Linked DNA regions of Homo sapiens: region 2 is linked to region 1. A link is an interaction called in ENCODE POLR2A ChIA-PET data of the cell type or tissue named here. Cell type or tissue: MCF 10A. All regions are shown on one strand.

Region 1 (8,000 bases):
GGCCCCTTCTTGTAATAATTTTTCAAATACAGGAAAAGCGCTTTTTAGTCCCCACTTTCATCTATAGTCTATAAGCAGCTCAGCTGTTGTCAGCTCCAAAGTAGTTGATAAAAATCTTATATTTATAATACATACTTGCTCAGAAACTTGGCATTAATTTCAATTTCAAAAGTATCTTCATTAATCTTATAAATTACTGCAAAATCTGGAATAGCACCATCTCTTTTTTTAAACTTTTAAGTTCAGGGGTGCAAGTGCAGGTTTGTTACATAGGTAAACTGGTGTCATGGGCGTTTTTTGTACAGATTATTTCATCACCCAGATATTAAGCCTAGTACCCATTAGTTATTTTTCCTGATCCTGTCCCTCCTCCTACCCACTACCCTCTGAAAGGCCCCAGTGTGTGCTGCTGCCCTCTATGTGTCCATCTCTTAACTAACAGTAAATGCTCTAAGAACAACCATTAATGTTTACTAATAATTTTCCAGGAATATTTAAGTTAAATGTCTGATTTTGGCCGTGCTAATTTAAAAAAAAAATATATATATATATATATACATATATATATGCCAGAAAATGCCACAGATTTTCAAGAGGCACTCTTATTATCATCTCTACAAGATGACTGAAAGTGACATTTTGAAAATATCTTTTAAACAGCTCCACCTCATGTCACTGCTGCTGAGATTTCTGACTCCTCCCTTCCGGCTCTTCAGTGACCTTCAGTGCCCACTGGATTCCAAAGCTCAATCCTCTGTGCAATGATTCCAACTCCAGGGATCAGTGTCTGAAGTGAAGCTACAGATTGTCTGGTGGATAAATAATCCAAGAAGGAACGGGGGATGTTATGACTTTTTGAGAGAAGGCTAACATGTCATCCTTGACAGATAAACTTTAAAAAATTATAATAATGGAAATGAAGAAAGAAAACAACAGAAGATGAGAATAGCAAAAGAGCTAGACATTTCCGACAGGTAAGAAAATGGGAAACAAACCTCTAAAATGCTTAAGAAAAATATTGCAAATGTGTTTATCCAATGTGTATTTCATGTTAGAATAATCCAGTTTTAAAAAGTAAATGAAGATCATTAAAAATTGGAAATATAGTGCTTTTAGGCTAAATTGTACTAGATGCCTTTTTACATATATGATTTGAAAAACAACCCTACAGTTTCAGAATGCACTACTGTAAGAAAATTATAAAAAGAAACCACCAAAAGCTAGTATTGGCACAATGGGGTTTTAATTACTTTATCTTTTAGTAAATAATCTTAAAAATCTGGTATACTTATTTTCATTGGCAGAGTTGAGATCTCCTTTCTTAATGCACTCAATGTTTTATTATTTTAAAGAACTGAAAACCCCCACATTCCTAAAATGATAAGTTCGGTTATTAACCTTCAAAGAAAATAAAAGTCAATTCAGACAAGCTGTGTTGGCTTGTTTTTAAAACAGTAGCTTTGAGAAGCATATATATTTTCCACTACCACTTTATATGGATTCAGGCAATGGTCAAATTCAAGGAAAGAAAACATATAAACCATTTTCAGCAGAGAAAAATCAAAGTACATGTAATAAAAGAATGGTTGGGTCAAATGTAATCCTCAAGTCTTAAAAGACAGCACACACTTCTGCAACAGATAGATATGAAATTTGATTTTTGGAATGGGTGAACAGTTGAATAACTTAAGGAGGTTTGCATGATGTTGAATAACCAGGCCAATTATACTTTTTTAATAACGCTGTAAGAGATTAGGCATTTGTTTCTTGATGCTTAGTGCAGTTACTTAATGTAGTACTTTGTTCTTAGGGTAAGCTCTAAGATGTACCTTTACAGAGATTCTAGTCTATTTGTTTTCATGGAACACAAATGATTTATTTGACTGATCTTTTAAAAAATGAAATGACCAAATAAACTAGAAATATTGCCTTGTATACGATTTAGGAAGTAGACGTCTGTTCCTGGCTCTGCAGCTAACTACACAACCATGAGTCAGTCACTGGATCTTAGTTTCCATGTTTGTAAATCAGAAATAAAGTATCATTCCTATCTAGAGTACAGGGCTGCTGTAGAGATCAAGTAAGATAGCAAGCCTTGTCAGCACATGAATTATTGATGAATTAATTAATGAACAATGCAGTACTTTAAAAATCATTAAGCCCTGAAGACTATGAGACGTTATCTGCATCAGCACAACCATAGAATCTGTACTCTTAGAGATTTAAGAAAAAGGAGAGAGAATTCTATGGGAGATGCTCACAGTGTGGTCCTACCCCATTTTGGGCTCCTCACATATATACTTGGGGGTTGGGAGATGTACAAACTCTCTGAAGCCACAACTCTCTGAAGTTACATAACAGAATTTTGTTCATATAGAACGAATAGAAAATATTCTACTTCTTTGCTTTTAAAATTAACGACAGGAAATACAGAACTTGATATAAGAAATATAAAACAGGAGGCAATAGAAAATTGTGGAAAGAACACGGAACTCTCTGGAAGCCAGAAGACTTGGGCTCTGGTCCCTGTTCTGCTAATATTTAACTGCAATGCTGCAATATCTGTCAAATGAAAGGAATATATTAGAGGACCTTTATAGTCTCTTTCAGATCAAAGCACCATAGCCCCAAATGAAATAGAACAAATAATGTAAAATATAATTTTTCTATGCCATGGACAATTAAGGGAAAGGGGTAAAACAAGAGTAAAGAATAAGACAGATGGACAGAAAGAGAGGAAGAGAGTAAATGGTAAGGAAAAAAACAGACAGACCAAAAGGCAGACACACACAAACTCTACCCCCAGCTCTCTCCCCCTCAAAAAAAGAATTTTATGAATAAAGAGACAGAAGAAAGATACACACTAACAAAATGACATTCAGATGCAGAAATAAACATGTACATAAAAACTTTGGTGGAATTATGCTCTTATTTTGTTCATCTTGAAACTTTTAAACACAAAACTACCCAAAAAATTTAACATACTGTTGTACTTTTATGTTAAAAGGCATAAACTGAATCAGTTCAAGGCAGGTGCCTCATGAGCTAGATACAATCAAGTTGAAGGTTTAGGATTAACTGCTGCCATATGCTACTGATATTTTTTAGTAAAATGTCACTTGATAATTTGAGATCTCACTTCCATGGGTCAATTCCAACCAAACAAGCCAAAGATGAACTCTCCTAAAATAGAAATGAATCCCAAGAATTTTTTTATGAACAGGGCTTAGTATTATTTTGCTTCCAGATAGGCAGGATTTAAATATTTTAACTTAATAGTTACCAGTTACATAAAGTGTAAATCCCACATTGCCATTTAAAGCCCAAATTTGGCCATTTTCCTATTTAATCTTCTCTGTATTGTGTAGAGGGTACTAGATAATGTAACTCCAGCACTCTCCTTTGATTCCCTCCTAAGATGAGGCCCTTCAGATCTATAGGCTTTTCTGAGCTCCAAGCTGAGATAGGAATTTATAGACTGGGGAGCTAATTTGTACTTTGCTACTAATCAGAATACAGGAGAGCAGAAGAATTGCCACCCAGTTTCAAGCCTGCTGTTGCAGGATTTTGAGTAATCCCCATTCACTATGAAGTCAGCCCAGATTGACAAGAATAGGCAACACAAGAGCTCTCGATGTTTATTCTCATCTTTATCTGCTAGGAACCCTGCAAAATTATATGAGTTTTCACATCTGTAAAGAGAAAACCTGCAGGATTCATAGGAAGCTTTTCTTTCTTGTAAATAATAAGAGCTTGGAAGAAAAAACACACAAGACTTTTCTGGTTTTGTTTGGTTTTAGCTAACTCCTTGGACTTTTCTGTACTTTGGTTTTTTCCTCTATGAAATGGAACTATAACAATCCCACTCCTCCCTAACACAACTGGTGATGGAAAAATAAATAGCATAGCAGATATGAAAGCACTCATAGCTCTTTGGAGGATGAGGATTAGATCAGTTCAGTCCAAGTGTCTGAGACATGCAACAAGAATAACAACAACAATAATGAGCACTTGGGTTTGAACAGTGTTTAACAGTTTATACAATTTTTTTTAATTTTTAAAAAACTTTTAAGTTCAGGGGCACATGTGCAGGTTTGTTATATAGGTAACTTGCATGTTGGTTGGGCACGGTGGCTCACGGCTATACTCCCAGCACTTTGGGAGTCCAAGGTGGGCAGATCACGAGGTCAGGAGATCGAGACCATCCTGGCCAACATGGTGAAACCCCTGTCTCTACTAAAATACAAAAAAAAATCAGCCAGGTGTGGTGGTGTGTGCCTGTAGTCCCAGCTACGCAGGAGGCTGAGGCAGGGGAATCACTTGAACCCAGGAGGCAGAGGTTGCAGTGAGCCAAGATTGCACCACTGCACTCCAGCCTGGCGACAGAGCAAGACGCCGTCTCAGAAAAAAGAAAAAAAAAGTAAATTGCATGTCATGGGGGTTTGGTGTATGGATTATTTCATCACCCAGGTAACAAGGATACTACCCGATAGGTCGTTTTTCAATCCTCTTAAAATGTTTTAAATATATTATTTCATTGGCCTTTATAACAAGGTATGAAGTAGGGAGGCTATTTTTTATTTCATTTGACAGATAAAGAAATTGAGGCCAAGAGGAGAGTGCCTTGCCCCAGATCAAACAGCTAGTAAACAACAGGACATGTCTCCTGACACAAAATCTAGTGCTCATTCTAGTTTACTCAACTACATATGCAGTTAATGCCTATTTCCTTTCATTCCTATCCTCCTTTAAGTGAGGCTTGCTTGGTAGGAGGCCTCTAATTAGCAATCAAAGCTTTCTGTCTCTCATGTATAGTTCTAATCTATCAACTGTATAGAGAGCTTAAATTTTACTTGAAATTCTCCTTCAGCCAATATCTGTGAACTCTGGGTCTCATGAGTCATCCAGGCCTTAAACTTTCCTTTTGAATACCATTATTTATAAATTTTGCTATTTCTCTTATTACCACATAGCACGTGTTAAAGCAAACTAAATATAGCCTGAGAAGGACTCTGTACTTCTACATTTGAGTCCCTGTGGATGAACTGTAACCTAGCTTAATAGGCAGACAAGATTGAAAACCTAACCTAGGAGTATGCACCTGTAACAATAGCTGAGTCTTAGCCAATCCCAGCGGCCATACTTCAACCACTCATAGACTGCTAAGCATTCAAACTATGTTCAAAGAAGGTAAACGTCAACCTGTAATCAATCTAGCTGTTTCTGTACCTCACCTCCAATTTCTGGACATCACTTCCCTTTTTTTGATCTATAAATTTGTTCTGACCACGAGGCATCCCTGGAGTCTCTCTGAATCTGCTGTAATTCTGGAGGCTGCCTGATTCACAAATCGTTCATTGCTCAATTAAACTCCTTCAAATTTAATTCAGCTTAAGTTTTTCTTTTAACACGTCTAAGCCACAGATCAGTTCCTTGGATCCTCCCTCCTCGGCCTCCCGAGTAGCTAGGACTACAGGTGTACACCACCACGCCCAGTTCATCTGTGGTATTTTTATGCTGTTCCTCATTGTGTTATCCATTGTTGAAACCATGACAGACCTAACTATTCTTAAGGTGATTTCTTTCCAGTAAGAAACTGCTAAGCCTTAGATCTCAGAAAGAACGTGAGAAGAGGCCATCATAATTTCAAACAGCAAACAAAATTGCATTCCCTTTCATTCCTATTGCTCAGTTCCCTTTATCAATGTTATTTATGTTGTTTTCTTCAAACTACTAAAGAATAAACCAAGATGAGGAGTACCCCCCCACCTCCGCCTTTGCTGTCTTTCAATGTTTTCTCTTTGGGCCAGAAATCCCAGCACTTTGAATGGCAGGGAATCCTTCAAGCCTGTTGTACATCCCGGTATGAATAATTCTACTGAATATAACCACCCTAAACTATGCTGAGCCATAGAACCAGAGCCTGCCTTTCCTCTAGAAGTTAGAAGAAGAAAGCATCTGGAGGAAGGAAGAATTGGAGGAATGCTTTTTAAATGAAGTTAATTCTGGGTAATAGCTCACTAGACGCTGGCTGCCTTCCTTGCCTTAATCTCCAAAATCCGCAATGTACCCCGAAACTGCCTATGGCTTCAATCCCAGAGAGTGGAAGAAGTGAAAAGAGGAGAAGGCACATGCTATTCCATAGCAGATATGTTCTGTAATTCTGGCCCCCAAACTAAAGGCTGTAGACTGGCTCTGGGCAGTAGAGCTGACAAATTTTATTCAACATACATATACTGAGTACCTACTATGTGCTCTATGTTGGGGCTGAGGGACAAATTTAGATGTGTGTTCTCACTTAATCTTCACAACTACTCAGATAGATAGAGATTATTTATCCCCATTTTACAGATAAGAAAACAGAGGAGGAAGGGTAACTGACCTACAACAAAGTCAGACAAATACCAAGAAGTGATGCTCCAACTGGAACCTGTCTTAGTCCATGTGTGATGCTTTAACAAAATAACACAGACAAAATATCACAAGGTTATAAACAATAGAAATTTATTTCTCACAGTTTTGGAGGCTAGGAAGTCCAAGATCAAGGCACCAAAAGGTTCAGTGTCTGGTAAGGGCTCTTCTCTTCCAGAATGGCACCTTGTTGCTGTATACTCGCACAGCAGAAGGGACAGAAGAGGCAAACTCACTTAGGGTCTCCTTATAAAAGGAATGAGTTTGCCCTTACAAAGCCCTTTTATGAGGCCCTAATCCATTCATGAGGGCAGAGCCCTCATGGCCTAGTCACCTCCTAAAAGCCCTACCTCTTAATACTGTTGCATTGGGGATTAAGTTTCAACATGAATTTTGGAGGGAACACAAACATTCAAACAAACCATAACAGAACCCAACTTCAAACACAGTACTCAGGCCTCCAAAGCACAATCCCTATCCTCCTGACTTTTTATAGTCCATTGAAGCAAGTGTGTGCATACTCAGGTGACCCTAAAAAAATACAGAAGTTGGCCGGGCATGGTGGCTCACGCCTGTAATCCCAGCACTTTGGGAGGCCGAGGTGGGCAGATCACGAGGTCAGGAGATCGAGACCATCCTGGCTAACATGGTGAAACCCCGTCTCTACTACAGATACAAAAAATACAAAAAATTAGCTGGGCATAGTGGCACACACCTGTAGTCCCAGTCTCCTGCAGTCCCTGTCTCCTGCCTCGGGAGGCTAAGGCAGGAGAACCGCTTGAACCTGGGAGGTGGAAGTTGCAGTGAGCAGAGATCACACCACTGCACTCTAGCCTGGGTGACAGAGCGAGACTCCATCTCAAAAAAAAAAAAAAAGCAGAAGTTGATAGGGATAGAAACACATTTGGCTGCTTCTATAGTTAACAAGATGCTGTTACATTCCTTGCCTCACTAGCTCTGAAGACTATACTAGCGGGACAAAGAAAGCACCTGAGATGAGCTGAGAGGAGGGTAAAGGTACACAGAGATCCCCTGGATATTTGTTCTATGTCCTCTCAGGGGCTTTGCTACCACTAGAGAATTATCCATATTAAGAACTTGCATTGATATTCTGGGTTCTGTTTCATTTTTTAGGGTCTCAAGAGCACGCTCAAGTCATTCACATGTTTCCATCAAATACAGACACAGATCAGGGAAGATTAAACCCTACTAATTTCTCGTCGGATGCCTCACAACAAGGTGCCTTCCAAGAACTAATGGCCAAAATATCCACCCACAACACAAATAAGCTTAGAAAATCTCTTCTTACAATCCTGACACAATGGAAGTTTCCCTAAACCACCCAGCATCTAATACAACCAGCACAAAGAACAACAACTCGGCATTTTTTTACTTTGAGTCCTGTCAACCCCCTTCTCCAGCTTTACTCCTATTATGCATAGCCTATACTGTGGTCTTAATTGTGGGCCTTTTTGGAAACCTCTCTCTCATCATCATCATCTTTAAGAAGCAGAGAAAAGCTCAGAATTTCACCAGCATACTGATTGCCAATCTCTCCCTCTCTGATACCTTGGTGTGTGTCATGTGCA
Region 2 (8,000 bases), 150 kb after region 1:
GAATGCTATGATCTATAGGTAAAACAGGGTAGAGTCACAGCGCTAAAAGGAGTATAATTTGTGGAGGAACAACTACATTGGACGGGATTGACAAAGAAGACCTCTCTGAATAGTATCATCCTGGTAGAATACGGAATAAGGAGCTTGTCTAGCACAAAGGATTTAGTGGAAGGGCATCTGTCCCCAGTGAGGCAATAGCCAGTGTGAAGGTCCTAAAGCTTGGCAAGTTTGAGGAACAGAAAAGAGATGAAAGTGATAAAATCGGCCAAGGGCAGACTGTGCAAGGCCTTGAAAACCACAGTAAGGAGTTTTGACTTTATTCTAGGTGGAAGCCCACTGAAGGGCTTGAAAAAGAAAGTAGTAAGACTATTTATTTTTCTTTTTGAGACAGGGTCTTGCCCTGTCACCCTGGCTGGAGTACAGTGGCACAAACATGGCTCACTGCAGCCTTGACCTCCTAGGCCTAAGTGGTCCTCCTGCCTCAGCCTCCAGAGTAGCTGGGACCCAGGCTAACATGACTTTTTTAAAGATAATTCTGACTACCATGCAGCAGACGGACTACAGAGCAGTAAAAGTGAAAGAAAATGGGAAAATTAGGAGGCCAATGCTAGACAATTTAATGGTATCAACTACTAATAAAATCAAGGTAATAATTTTCACTGATGACTGGAAATTGGCATTAAACAAGGAAATCTTTAACAGAAGTATAGGGGAAAATTAAGTGATACTCTAAAGAGGAGTTAAGAGACATTATCTTGGCCGGGTGAGGTGGCTCACGCCTGTAATCCCAGCACTGTGGGAGGCCAAGGCAGACAGATGGCTTGAGCCCAGGAGTTTTGAGACCAGCCTGGGCAACATGGTGCAATGCCATCTCTACTAAGAATACAAAAAAATTAGCTGGGCATGGTGGCATGTGCCTGTAGTCCCAGCTACTCGGGATGCTGAGGTGGGAGGATCGCTTCAGCCCGGGAGGTGGAAGCTGCAATGAGCTAAGATCGTGCCACTGCACTCCAGGGCAACAGAGTAAAACCCTGTCTCAAACAAAAAAAAAAAAAAAAAAAAAAAAGGAGAGAGAGAGAGGCAAACATTATCTTAACCACAAGAATATAAACTCCATGACAGCAGGGACTCTGTCTGTCTTGTTCACTGCTATATCCCTAGTTGTCTACAAAGTATTTAGTACCTCAGAAATACTTAACACTTTACTGGGCTGGGCACGGTGGCTCATACTTGTAATCCCCACACTTTGCAAGACCGAGGTGGGAGAACTGCTGAAGGCCAGAAGTTTGAGACCAATCCAGGCACAAAGCAAGACCCCAACTCTATACAAAATTTTAAAAAATTACCTGGGTGTGGCAGTGCATGTCTGTAGTCCTAGCTACTCTTGAGGCTGAGGTGGAAGGATCACTTGAGCTCACCAGTTCAAGGCTGCAGTGAGCCATGACCATGCTACCACACTTCAACCTCGATGACAGAGCAAGATTCTGTCTCAAAAAAATAAAAAATATATATTTTTTTATTTTTATAGGCCAGGTGCAGTGGCTCACACCTATAATCCCAGCACTTTGGGAGGCTGAGGCAGGGGGATCGCTTGAGCCCAAGAGTTCGAGACCAGCCTGGGCAACATGGCAAAACCCCATCCCTACTAAAATTACAAAAATTAGCTGGGCTTGGTGGCGTGCACCTGTAATCCCAGCTACTCGGGAGGCTAAGGCACAAGAATCACTTGAACCCAGGAGGCAGAGGTTGCAGTGAGCTGAGATGGCGTCACTGAATTCCAGCCTGGACAACAGAGTGAGACTCTGTCTCGAAAAAATTAGAAATAAAAATAAAAATAAAAACTTTATTGAGTAAATTTAAACCAAAGTGATGCTCCAGATAATAAACCCCTATTTTGCATAATTTTTAAAGTAATAATTATTAAAACACATACTCACTAAACATCCACAAACTAAATATACTTCAACAATTACTATACTGGTTTGACACCCAGAAATGCAATGCCTAGTTTATCATTCAAGAGTTACAATTTAGTCTTTGTGGTATAAACGAGTCACTGTGATTAGACATTCTTAGTCTTAGATGAAAATACCTACCAAAAAATCTTAATGAAATATCCAACAAAACTCAAAGCTGCTTAATATCTGAAATATATTTTAGATAAACTTTATAACATCAGTTCACTTATTAATATACAATCTCAGGTATCTTTCAAAAAGATATTACTAATAAAAACACAAAAAAGACATTTAAAATATAATACAGAACTACAGTACTGTACTATAACACAGTACTACAGTATGCAATTTTGACCCTAATAAAACAAAAAAAGGTAACTTTTATTTTTGTCAAACAGTGCCCAAGATTTAAAATTATCAAAAGTTGTATTTGTGATTCTCAGACATTAATATAAAAAAATTTTTAAAATGCAAATATATTACAAAATGGCACATAATATACCTTTAATTTGCTTCCGCAGTTTTGTAAGCTCTGTCATCCATTTTAATACCTTTGGATTGGCAGCAATATCACTGTAGGAGGGCTGAAAAATTATGGAGCAGAATCACTGACACTTGTGATAAGCAATAGTTACATTAATTTATGTCCAAATAGTATTTTACAATTCCCACAGCAAAGACTGCTCAATTCTCATTTCATCTTATTTTAATTAGATAGGGCAGGATATTAAGTCAAGTTCTCCCAAGGTAAGGTCTCGTAACTGGCAGAAGCCAGATTTGAATATGGGTCTTCTGACTCCAAGTACAGGACTCTTTCCACTTCATATGTTCTAACTATTAAAATTCTCTTTCCCCTCCTCCACTCCATCCCTCACAAACTCCCTCTCCTCCCCACTTGGTACTTGTAGTTTTTGATAGAGCAGAAATAGCAGTAACATGATTTGTCAATGTAAAGTATTTGCTTTAAAAATTCTAAAAGCTGCTTTGCCAGTGGAAATATAAAGATGCCACGGTGCAAATGGCAAGAATACTGGCCTGGAAGTCAGGAGACCAAGGAGTTATATAATCTCAGATCTACATGATCACTGTTCCTCCGGGTATCTCAGATTTGTTACCTTTCTCACACAGATCTAAACTAATGCTTTTGAAAAACTATCCTCTCAGTTCTAATATTAGATTAAGCTCACTCTGGGGAATGCTACAAACCTACCTTGCTATTTCTTTCCCTTTCAAACTGTTCCTCAAATTGTCTGATTTTCTTCTGAAGTTTCTTGACCAGCTGATAAGGTGTTCTGTCCTCTCTCTTTTCATCTTTTGAACTAAAGGATGATCTTCGAATTCTGAATTAAAACAAAAGGCCAACACTGTTAAATTTTCAAGTACCAACACTGTATCTCTTATTGCCCTGACATGGCACTATTAGCAATAAGTAAATCTTAAAGGTAAAAATAAGTCCCTAACACTAAAGGACAGGTAGTATAAAGAAACACTGTAATGTTACAGACCACAAATTTAGCTAATACAAGTGGTGATGAAAACAGTTTGGAATCATTTAAAACTGGTTTGGACAAAGGCAGCAAAGAAACAAAGATACCTAGCAGCTCAGAGCTCTTGTAACTGTTCAAACTGCATAACAAAGTTTTTGACATTCAGATCCATTTAAAGCTTTGATAAAAAAAGATTAGGAACTGCTCAGCACCATTTGCTGCTTCCTTTACAGAGCTCTGTATTTCAGCGATGAATACATAAATAAATGAATAATACACCACGAGAAAATGTCTATTTGAGAGCAAACTTCAAACGCTACACCTCACTGAACTCAGCAGGGTCAAAAAAAACCAAAACTTACAAAAATGTGCTCTATAAAATCAGTGAGAAAGCTCTGAATTCTATGTCTAGAAGACTCAATCTCTCTCTTTTTTTTTTTTTTTTTTTGAGATGGAGTTTCACTATTGAAGCCCAGGCTGGAAGACTAAATCTCTCAAAAGACTTGGGTACATAATAGGAATTGCCTCTTGTAAGTACATAAAAATCATATACCTAGTAAAAGACAGTGCTTTAGATGAGGAATCCAACTTTTCTGGATCATGTAGGAAACGCTGGCTTTGACCAAAATCTAAACTGCGGTGTGATAATACTGGAGGACAGTCCTCTTCCAAGGGGTGATGATTCATTCTTCCAGCTTGTGGAGACAGCTGAGCTTCTCCAGACTCAGAGTCCTCCTGCCAAGACTTAAAAGCAGGAAATGGCTCTATAAAACAAACACAAAGAATAGTACCATGGGTCTCTTGATTCCACGTGGGAAAAAAGTCACAAAATATCAGCTATGTGTTCCTTAAATCATATCATTATGTAGTGGTTCATATATACATACACACATACACACACACACACACACATACATGTGTGTGTGTATATATATATATATATAATCTTCATAAAGCCTACTATAGTTTAAAATTATTCAAGCTTCACTTTTTAGTCCAGAGTTCAATTTTTTTTTTTTGAGATAAGGTCTCGCTCTGCTGCCCAGGCTCTGGAATTCAGTGTCATGATGGTGGCTCACTGCAGCCTCGACCTTCTAGGCTCAAGCAATCCTCCCACCTTAGCCTCCCGAGTAGCTGGGACTACAGGCGCTTGCCACTACGCCTGACTAATTTTCTTTTTTTTGTTGTTGGTAGAGACGAGGTCTCACTATGTTGGCCAGGCTGGTCTTGAACTGCTAGGCTCAAGTGATCCTCCCATCTCAGCCTCTCAGTGTGCAGGGATTACAGGCATGAGCCACTGTGCCCAGCCCAGAGTTCTATTTCCATATAAATTTAAATTTCTGAACCCAGTGGCAAAGCAAGAAAGGACATTGTCAAGCTCTTTAAAACTCAATTTAATTCTAAAGATGTTATTTAATATAATTCTGAACTTTTCAAAAGATGTTTTATTTACAAATGTTAGTTTTCAAGTAGGGGAAAACCAGAAACAGCAAGAACTGAACAGTTCTTTCTTAGAAATTTAATTTAAAAGCCAAATGATGTCAGGTGTATGACCTGTCCCTCACTGTCAAATAGCTATATTAAGAAAAAGTGGGAGCTGTTCCCCATGTTACATGGAACACTCACCAAATGGAGTTCTCTGACTTTAGAAGAATTCTAATATTCCCAAAGGAGGAGCTAATTCACCTGACAGCACCTGGCCTCTAACATTAAACTGTGATGGTTATCTTCTGCTACAGGATTCCTATGTATAATATATATTTTAATAATACCCAACAGTGTTACTAAGACAAAACTTAATAGCACTAGGCCTTCTTAAGCACATTTACTTTACTGCAGTTATCCTGTATGCCCTCAAATGAAAGCTATGTTAATACATTTGATGTCTTTGCAAATATAATGTTTGATTACATATAGAACACATACAGATCATACACACAATCCACAAATATACCCCAAATACAACATTAAGCACAGGAGGGAAAGAAAAAATTCCCATCTACACATTAGCTTTTTATTTATTTATTTATTTTTTTAGAGATGGAGTCTTGCTCTGTCACCCAGGCTGGAGTGCAGTGGCACGATCTTGACTCACTGCAACCTCTGCCTCCTGGGTTCAAGCGATTCTCCTGCCTCAGCCTCCCAAGGAGCTGGTGTTACAGGCGCCTGCTACCATGTTTGGCTAATATTTGTATTTTTAGTTGAGATGGGGTTTCACCATGTTGGCCAGGCTGGTTACGAACTCCTGACCTCAAGTGATCCGCCTGCCTCGGCCTCCCAAAGTGCTAGGATTACAAGCGTGAGCCACCACGCCCGGCAGCTTTTTTTTAAGTAACTACACTTAAAAATTTTGATGCTATTGGCTATTAGCAATAGCGAAAATGAATGCAAAGAGGGCTTGACAGTGTCAAAATTCAAGAGTGATGTTTTCTTTTTCCTCACACAATAGCTAAGATCGCTGCTTTAGTAATTTAGTTTAACTTTATGCATTAGCAATTTAAAGCATTACCTTTCCTTTCAAAATAATAAGAACATAATTTAGTTTGTTTTTGAAGCCCAGATCAATCTGAGAATTAAAAATTGGGTACAAAGCGTGCAATCCCACAATAAACCCAACAATAAAGTGATTTTCAAAGCAACCCTTGTACCTGTGCCCCAGCAAATAAGTAACTGGTAGTAAACATTTTATGAGAAATATCCTATTTTAAGAAAAGACAAAAGTAATAGCAATTTTTTCTGGGTTCACTTTGAACCCAGAACAGTTTTCCTAAGATATGGGGACAGCAGGAGAAGGGCTTAATAAAAAGACAAACAAAGTGAACCATAAAAGGCAAAAAAACTAAACTATGGTGAACCATACTTACCCTCCCCATCTCTCTGCAGATGCATTGTTTTGAAATCAATGAGGGGAAAAGTGATAGGGCATGACGCTAATAAAATGGAAAAAATGGCAAAAAATACTAAAGTGAACACACAGCACAGTCAGAACAAACCATACACATAACACAAAGCCAAAGATACCAAAAACATTTCCCTAAAACCAGTTAGGCATTCTGTTCAAAAACGTTATTAAAAGAAATCACTACTAACTAGATTTTAACAAACACAAACATAACATTTCCATTTCAGCAAGCAATGCAAAAAAGGGGGGGGAAAACTCAAAGTCGTGCTATTTTATTAAAACTCAAACATAAAACTGAAGAAATGGAAATTCTTAAGCAGGTACTGTTTGAAGCTTTTCAGTGTAAATGATTTTAAAGGAAAATATCTCCCTTAGTTTGCTCTTTGAAAAAATCCTACTGCATTTCATTCCAGAGTTAGCAGGAGAGAATCTGAAGATGGTATCCACTTCCATTAAAAGTCAAAACTTTGCAAACAGCTGCTACAAATTCATACTGGTGACAGTCATGTGCTACCTGCTTGCTAACTACTACTGCATTCTGCTATTTTTCTTATCCTTTGAGGAAAAAACAAAACAGAAACTATGTACTTAGGAATAGTGACATAGGGCTCTATTTGGAGTCATCCCACTTCTCTACAAAGAGTCACATCAAACAAAGCATGTCTGATTCCAAGGTATCCAGGGTCTAAAGTAAGTTGGTCTCTTAAATAAATAAGACTTTTTCATTTAGAATATCCTAACTCCTGGCCGGGCACGGTGGCTCACACCTGTAATCTCAGCACTTTGGGAGGCCAAGGCGGGCGGATCACCCGAGGCCGGGAGTTTGAGACCAGCCTGACCAACACAGAGAAACTCCGTCTCTACTAAAATACAAAATTAGCCGGGTGTAGTGGCACATGTCTGTAATCCCAGCTACTCAGGAGGCTGAGGCAGGAGAATTGCTTGAACCTGCGAGGCGGAAGTTGCGGTGAGCTGAGATCGCCCCACTGCACTCCAGCCTGGGCAACAAGAGCAAAACTCCGTCTCAAAAAAAAAAAAAAAAAAAAAAATTGGAGGAATATCCTAACTCCAATCAATGTTTGCATTAGTGACAAAGTTAGAAGAAACAACATGGTCTACAAACAGCCACTCTACAAAGCACATGCACAGTTCATGGCTGGGAAGTTCGCTCAGGTGTCTGTAACTGTCGGCTTTCTGAAAGTTGCGGACCCCTATTTCTGGAAGAACAAGTAGGGGACCTACATAGACTTGTTTAGGCTGTTGAACCAGGGCAGCTCAGGCACTGAAAATCAGGCATCAGCAGCCTACAGGTTACCTCCTTTATCTATACCAAGGTATAGGTGCTGGATTCTGACATGGAAAAAAAAGACAGTCCAGTATCAGGTTCTCTTTCAGGGAGACTCAAGAACGCTGACGCTAGACAGAGAAGGTCTATCCTCTTCAGACAATGAAAAACAATTATTCTTCTATGTTTAAAATTTAATCAGGACTCCCAGGCCAAAGATCATAAAGAACTATTTATCTGCATCTTCTAATAGGAAGAAACAAAAGTGCTTTATCAGAATCCAAGCTGCTTCCTTTGAAGACTCATTTCCTAGCAATGCTGCAAGGGATGCTCTGTCGACCACCATTCCTTTTATTTCAGCCACAATA

The links. Peaks named below come from ENCODE experiments on the same cell type or tissue, not always from the same donor. Only the 100,000 strongest peaks of a DNase experiment are listed, where the experiment ranks them.
Region 2: POLR2A ChIA-PET joins it to region 1 with 7 read pairs; 2 of 35 experiments call an interaction of 5 or more read pairs at or near these places.

The regions. Positions count from the first base shown.
Region 1 is chr5:137,800,479-137,808,478 of GRCh38, forward strand. It overlaps the pseudogene NPY6R. Among named protein-coding and RNA genes, the nearest start is that of HNRNPA0, 50 kb to the left of the region's middle. In MCF 10A, no CTCF peak of the experiment used is centred here; no DNase peak of the experiment used is centred here.
Region 2 is chr5:137,950,168-137,958,167 of GRCh38, forward strand. It overlaps FAM13B (family with sequence similarity 13 member B), which reads right to left. Exons shown (of 24, transcript NM_001385994.1): 14 at 6,310-6,375; 15 at 3,999-4,209; 16 at 3,169-3,298; 17 at 2,461-2,542. Among named protein-coding and RNA genes, the nearest start is that of PKD2L2, 65 kb to the left of the region's middle. RefSeq lists a silencer at 4,040-4,240. In MCF 10A, no CTCF peak of the experiment used is centred here; a DNase peak (open chromatin) is centred at 4,144.